Linked DNA regions of Homo sapiens: region 2 is linked to region 1. Evidence: read pairs that join two places in POLR2A ChIA-PET (ENCODE). Cell type or tissue: A673. All regions are shown on one strand.

Evidence for each region. Peaks named below come from ENCODE experiments on the same cell type or tissue, not always from the same donor. Only the 100,000 strongest peaks of a DNase experiment are listed, where the experiment ranks them.
Region 2: POLR2A ChIA-PET joins it to region 1 with 7 read pairs; 3 of 35 experiments call an interaction of 5 or more read pairs at or near these places.

Annotation. Positions count from the first base shown.
Region 1 is chr2:121,023,306-121,027,305 of GRCh38, reverse strand. No RefSeq gene overlaps it. Among named protein-coding and RNA genes, the nearest start is that of TFCP2L1, 260 kb to the left of the region's middle. In A673, no CTCF peak of the experiment used is centred here; no DNase peak of the experiment used is centred here; H3K27me3 peaks cover 357 bases.
Region 2 is chr2:120,728,160-120,732,159 of GRCh38, reverse strand. The region is part of intron 2 of LOC124906073 (a long non-coding RNA gene); the gene reads right to left. LOC124907881 (a long non-coding RNA gene) reads left to right here. Exons shown (of 2, transcript XR_007087221.1): 2 at 1-1,819. Among named protein-coding and RNA genes, the nearest start is that of GLI2, 5.7 kb to the left of the region's middle. In A673, no CTCF peak of the experiment used is centred here; a DNase peak (open chromatin) is centred at 2,289.

The DNA.
Region 1 (4,000 bases):
GGTTCTGTCTGGATAATCCAGGACTATCCCTCCATCTCAAGCTCTCCAACTTATAACATCTTCAAAGTCTCTTTTGACATAGAAAGTCATAATCACAGGTTCAAGGCATTAGGACATGAGCATATTCAGGGTCACTATTCAGATAACCACAGTCCTTAATAGAATATTTAATATTAGCAAATTCAAGCCAAAAATATATTAAAAGGTAATAATCACAATTAAGTGTAATTTATTTAATCACATTAAGTGTAATGTAACCAGGACTGCAAGATTGGTTACATTTGAAAAATCAAACAAGGGTCTAGAAGGGAAGACGAGAAAACTCTATGGGGGTGTTAGAGACATTCTATATATTGACTGAGGTGTTAGTTATACAGGTGTATGCATGTATCAAAACATATCAAATTTAACATTTAATGCTACAATTTCCTGTAAGTGAATTTTACTAGAAGCAAAACAGAGCAAAATATCAAAACTAAAACTACCACCACCACCACCGCCACCACAATAAAAAAACCCAAACAGAAGCCAGACAATCATTCACAACTTTTGGGCACAGGCATCTAGGTGAGTGATGGTATTATTTACACCACTGAGGACAATTGGGAGGGAGCCAGGTTTGGAGGGAAACCAAGAATTCACTTGTGCACATGTCATATTTGAGATGAGATAGCCAAGTAAAATGTCAACCAGGCAGTTGCCTGTGGGGACGATGGGATGAGCTTGTGACTGGATGTAGGGACAAGGATGAGGGCCCAGTTTCTGGCCTGGGTGACTGTGTGGCTGAAGGGGCCCTTCACTTCGATGGACTTAAGAAGGAGGGTGGGCCGGGCGCGGTGGCTCACGCCTGTAATCCCAGCACTTTGGGAGGCCGAGGCAGGAGGATCACGAGGTCAGTAGATAGATACCATCCTGGCTAACACGGTGAAACCCCGTCTCTACTAAAAATACAAAAAATTAGCCGGGCGTGGTGGCAGGCGCCTGTAGTCCCAGCTACTCGGGAGGCTGAGGCAGGAGAATGGCGTGAACCCGGGAGGCGGAGCTTGCAGTGAGCCGAGATCGCACCATTGCACTCCAGCCTGGGCGACAGAGCGAGACTCCGTCTCAAAAAAAAAAAAAAAAAAAAAAAAAGATGGAGGGTAATGTGGTTCTCCCTGGGGCATCTGCCTACCTCTCCCAGCCAGGGGAATGCAGACAGTGACTGCTGGGCGGCATTCCCACTTCTCTGTGTTACAGCTGCCTTCAGCTGAGATGGGGCTCTAGGCAGCCAGCTGCCGGCTCCACCAGGAGCCCAGTGCTCAGGTCTGTACCCTGATCCTTTGCTTCTCACCAGCTGCTGCTGGCCCACTCACAATGTGGCCACCACGGAGACCACTCCACCTTTTCCCACCTCTCGACTCCCTGCTTGGGGCCTGCCCTGAGCCAGCTAGGCCCTTTTCCTAACACCAGCACCTCATGGAGCGCTGATCCATTAACTTGATATGATACATTCAGATGCAAGTGCTTGACACAGCCACTCTTTATCTCAACATTTTATTTGAAAATAACTTCACACTTACAGAAAAGTTCCATGAGTAATACAAAGAACACCCATAGGCCCTAAACCCAGACTCACATTTTCTCTTTATCACTTGTGCTCTCTCTCTCCATATATATTCTCTTTATTCTCAGTAGCGACATCCTATAACTTCACCGTGACCTCTGAAGGCACATACAGAACCATTGCTCCTACGTGAAATATTGAGTTAGGTTCCCCTAAGCTTCTGGTCACAATATTTTGTCCACTGATCTGTACATAACCTTATTTCTGCTTAAAAACACCTTTTTGATAGGTATTATTTATCCATTGATACATATTATTGATCACTGAACTCACGGTTGAGAGCGTTATAACTCATGCCAGAACAAAGCTTACCTAACACACACAGTTTCTCTGTAAAGCACATCACAGCCTTCTTGTGCTTCGGCACATTAGAGAGCATGTTGGCATTATGTTTGGGGGCTATTTTAAACAGCAAAATCACCAACAGAACACAGAAAAATGTTAAAAACATGGCACTAAATAGACCACGATAAGGACACGTGTTTATAGGATGAGAGCTGAAACAAGAAAGAAGGCGGAGTGTCATCTTGCTCTGCCTCAGCTGAGCATGTGTGCATCAGGTGACTTCAATTTTTTGCCACTGCTGCACATGTTGGCAAATTGACCACAAAAGCACCATGAGCATTGGTTTTGGGGTTACAAAGAAATTTCACCAAGGAGGTAAATTTACAAATATGGAATCCATGAACAATGATGATCAACTCTATGTGTGCCTGTGTGTATGTACATACTACCCCACTACCATATACTACTATGCTACTACTGAATACACACACACACACACACACACATAAATATATATGTAGGAAATGAGTACCTATGCATATACCTGTACATGTGCGCACACCTGTACAACATGCACATGTGCGCACACCTGTACAACATGCACATGTGCGCACACCTGTACAACATGCACATGTGCGCACACCTGTACAACATGCACATGTGCGCACACCTGTACAACATGCACATGTGCGCACACCTGTACAACATGCACATGTGCGCACACCTGTACAACATGCACATGTGCGCACACCTGTACATGCACATGTGCGCACACATGTACAAGTACATGTGCGCATACATGTACAACATGTGCGCATACATGTACAAGTACATGTGCGCATACATGTACAACATGTGCGCATACATGTACAACATGTACATGTGTATATGCATAGGTATTCGTTTCCCATATATACATGTGTGTGTATATATATGTATACACACACACACACACACACACACACACATACAGGTATATGCATAAGCATTCATTTCTTATTACTGCTATAACAAATTACCAGAGCCTTGGTGGCATTAAACAACACAACTTTACTCTCTTATAGTTCTGGAGGCCAGAAGTCCAAAATCAGCTTCACTGGGCTAACATCAAGGTGTCAGCCCTTGTTCCTTCTGAAGCTTCCAGAAGACGGTCCATTTCCTTGTCTTTGTCCTGCTTCTGAGGGCCACCTGCATGCCTTGGCTTGTAGCCCCTCACATCCATCACTACAACATCTTGCTTGCCACATCTCCTACTGCTCACTCTGATCTACTGCCTCCCTTTGAGAAGGATCCTTGGGATGACACTTAGGACCTAGCTGGATAATTCGGGCTAACCTCCCAATCTCCCAATCTCAAGATCCTAAACTTAATCAGATCTGCAAAGTCCCTTTTGCCATATAAGGTAACATGAAAAGTTTTGAGGACTAGAATGTGGATATTTTAGCCTACATACACACATACACTATATTACATACACACACGTATACATACACATACACACATATATACACGCATACACGTATATACTCACACACGTATACATACAAATGTATACACACACACACACACACACACATACTCACATGTAGTTTTTTTTCCCTGAACCATTTGAGAGTAAATTCCATACATCATGTCCTTTACCCTTAAAAACCTTAGCATGTATTTCCTAAGAATAAGAGCTTTCTCTTACATAACTATAGTATAGTTAAAAACATCAGGAAATTTTAAATAGATACAATACTTTAACCTATTGCTCTACTGTGATGTGCCAATTTTGTTAGCTGACCCAATGCCACCCTTTATAGCTTCATGTTTCCTTCAGTACAGGATCCTGCCTAGGATCACATATGGCATTTAGTTGTCACATCTCTTTATCTCTTATCTGGAAAATATCCTCAGCTTTTATTTGCCTATTGCAAAGTTGATTTTTCTTTTTCTTTTCTTTTTTTTTTTTTTTTTTTTTGATACTGGGTCTTACTCTGTCACCCAGGCTGGAGTGCAGTGGCATGATCTCAGCTCACTGCAGCCTCGACATCCCAGGCTCAAGTGATCCTTCCACCTCAGCACCCCCGAGTAGCTGAGACTGCAGTCAAGGACCACCATTCCTGGCTA
Region 2 (4,000 bases), 300 kb after region 1:
AAGTGCTGGGATTACAGGCATGAGCCACCACACCAGGCTAGACTCCATCTCTTGAGGGGGAGTGGCATGATTCTGAAAAAGCACCTGGGAGCAGAAAGGTTGCTGTGGCTGTTTTTGGAAAACACAGTCTGCTACACATGGCTAACTGGAGACCCGTGGAAGACTAGATAGGCTCTGAGATAGGTGTACTGCTTCATGGTTAGGCTACAAAGCCTGTGTCTTCATCCACTCAGGCTGCTATAACAAAACACCCTAGACTGGGTAATTTATAAATGACAGAAATTTACTACTCACAGTTCTGGAGTCTGGAAAGTCCAAGATCAAGGCACCAGCAGATTCAGTGGTCTGGTGAGGGAGTGCCCTGCTTCATAGATAGCACCTTCTTGCTGAGTCCTCACATGGAGGAAGGGGTGAACAAGCACCTTCTTTTGTGAGGATACTAATCCTATACATGAAGGCTCTGCCCTCATGAGCTAATCACCTCCTAAAGGCCCCACCTCTTAATATCATTGCATTGGGGATTGTTTCAATGTATGAATTCCCTGGACATGCCCCCATGTCCATGGGGACATGAACATTCGACTATGGCAGCCTCATAGCAAGCACTTAGGAGTTCTAGAAAGAATCAAGAGACCCAATCCCTACCCTTAAGGAGCCTACACTCTCAAGAGATACATAGATTTGGCCGTGATTAAAGGACACAAAACGGTGCACTGAGGAGTGGGCTGGGTAGCCAGTTCCCACCTGGATAGGGTGGACTAAACAGCCACTCAGTAGCCAGAGAGGAGTGGCAGGGAGGGTGTCCATACAACAAATACGGACCAGTCCCAAGCGTGGATCCTGTCCATCTGCTGTCCTTTCAGGGCTCCTGAGATGGCCCTCAGCCTCACCCTCCACTCCACCTCCCATAGACTCTGCAGAGGGAGCCACTAGTCTCAGGCTATGTCTGTTATCACAATGCGAGTACATCTGAGAGGGGCAATCCAGAACCTTTCGGGTGATACTACTTAACCACTGTGAGGAAATTTACAGACCTTTTCCAAAGAGTGGACTTCTAAAGGAGTAAGAAAAGTGAGGATGCTACCTGTGGGGGCACTACTACAGGGACAGTTACACAAAGGGAGGATGCCAGGCGGGCCAAACACCAGCAAGCATTTCTCATTTGCAACCTGAATTTTCAACCCTCTCCCAGACAACTTTGTGGAATAAAGCAATGTAGAGATGCACACAAGGGGTTGTACAAACTTGGAAGATGTTAGGGACCCCCCCCCCCGTGCCCACCCCGCCAACCACAGAAGCAACTGGCAAAACCTCTTTCCTCTTCAGGATTGCCCTGGAGGACACAGCTGGGAGAGAGTCAAGTGCAGATGTGCCAAAACTCTTTGGCTAATGAACTCATGCACGCATCCATGCATTCATTCATTCATTCACTTAATCATCTGTGTTGAGCTCCTACTATGTGCTTTGCACTTTAGAAATAAAAAGATCAGCTGGGCGGGGTGGCTCACGCCTGTAATCCCAGCACTTTGGGAGGCCTGAGGCGGGTGGATCACGAGGTCAGGAGTTCGAGACCAGCCTGGCCAACATGGTGAAACCCCGTCTCTACTAAAAATACAAAAATTAGCTGGGTATGGTGGCGCGTGCCTGTAATCCCAGCTACTCAGGAGGCTGAGGTAGGAGAACTGCTTGAACCGGGACCTGGGAGGCGGAAGTTGCGGTGAGCTGAGATCACACCATTGCACTCCAGCCTGGGCAACAAGAGTGAAACTCTGTCTCAAAAAGATAAATAAATAAATAAAAAGATCAATGAGCTATGGTCCTTGCCTGTCCTCTACCCTGTAGTCCCCTGGCTGGGTAATACTCTCACAGGCCCCTCTGTCAGCCCAGAGTGAAGGGCCATGAGGGTAGATTATAAGTGGGAGGGACTAGGGAAGTGGGCCAGAGGACACTGCTGCAGCCGTCCTGGGGTGGGGAGGCAGCAAAATCAGCAGGGCTCAGAGATCCAGTTCCCAAGAACTGTTCTCAAGATACAATGGGTTTCTTAACAAAATTGAAAAAGATAGCATCCTCTCACAGCCACTAATGATTCTAAGAAATATCAACAGTCCTCACTACCACATGATAATGACAGATACTACTTCAAGACAATTTAAAAAGGAATAATTCAAAACATCTAATGAAAACATGATGGAATAGTTATAAGGTACTAGACTGGCCTCCACATGGATCTAAGGATAGCCACTCCCTGCCCATTTGCAGTGTATCAAATTGCATGTAAGTGAGTCACCTCTCTTAGGAGGGGGCAATGAAGAGGCAGCGTGGGAGATGGCCGGTTTCTAATACTCCCACTTGGGTTCCATCCTCTCCACTCGTCTCCAGCAGAAGGAAGATAACGTGGAAGTCACTTGAAATGCACTTCATTAAAGTGCATTTCAATCCGAACCTCCCCCAAATGTATATAGATCATTTTTCTCCTTCAGCACCTCCTCTGTTATTCATTATTTTATCAGCATTTCAACTTGTCTTTAAATGTTCAGTGTCAGAGGTTTGCTTTGTGTCTGTGTTACTTGGTGAGCTTTGTTCCGCCAGTAATCAACTGGGGAGAGGCAAGTTCTCACTGTCTTTTGAATAAGTGGAAGGAGAGAGAGAGCTGGAAGAGTCCCAGATAGCAAAGTAGAGGCAGAAAATTGGTTCACAAAGGCAGAAGTTGGTCCACAGCTAAGGCTAGCCCACGTGAGTGTATTGGATAGCAAGTTTTCTCCCTGAAAATTAACGTATAAATCAAAGGTTTTTATATTAATAAGTAAAACCAATCGAAGATAAAACAGAAGATCCCAATTATGATAGTAAAGGAAATGAAAGTGTAAACTAACTAGACTCGTTAAAAAGAAGTCCAAAACCTATATGAGAAAAACGATAACACACTACTGAAACACATAAAAGTAGACTTGAACAACTGTAAAGAAATATATTCTTATTTAGGCAGATTCAGCATCATAAAGGAGTTAGTTCTCCCTAGATTAATATATAAATGATTGCAATCCAAAAAATAAAAATACCATCTTTTCTTGGAGGGGAGGAGTAGGCTAGATAACTTAATTTTGAAGTTCATTGGGATGAAGAAAAAAGGAAGAATATCCAGGAAAAATCCTCAAAAGAGAAGCAACTTGGAGGGAGGGGAGAACCCTATCAGCCCTACCAGACCTTAAGACATGTTATAAAGCCTCCATAGTTAAACAGCTTGGTAATGATGAATGAATAAAAAGACCAATGAAATGGAACACAAAATTCAAAAACAGACTTAATTGTGTATGGAAATTTCCATTTTGATGAAGGCAGCATCCTGAATGAGTGAGTGAAAGACGTGCTTTTTAGTAAGCTGTATTGGGATAACCAGATAACAAAATGGAAATGAAAACTCTGATGCACACACACAACTTGCATCACACTGTACACCTGCATAAGTCAAACTTAGATCACGTTGTACGCCAGTATAAATTCCAGATGTAATCATTATTTAGATGAAAGAAAATTAAACTGTGCAAATACTAGAAGAAAGCATGAGTAAATTCTACTAGAACCTGCGAATGGGGAAAATTTTCCTAGCTATGACTCAAAATCTAGAAATAAAAAGAAAAATACTAATGTTAGATTACATTTAAAAAAAAATGTGAACACCTTCATGGGAAATACTAAAAATACTAAAAAAGTAAAAAGTCAAATGACAAACTAGTAAAACTATATGTAACTTATTACAGAGAAAAGTTACTATAACTTATGTATTTAAAAAAAAACTTCTAAAAATACAGAAAAATGTAACAACGTTATACAAGATGTCAGTTCTCAGAAAAAGACCTACAAATGGCTCTTCTGTATGTGAAGAGATGCTCACTCTCTCATAAGAGGAATACAAATTAAAGTTAGACCAAAATACTATTTCTCACATATTAAATGCAGAAAACCCCAGCCGGGCACGGTGGCTCATGCCTATAATCCCAGC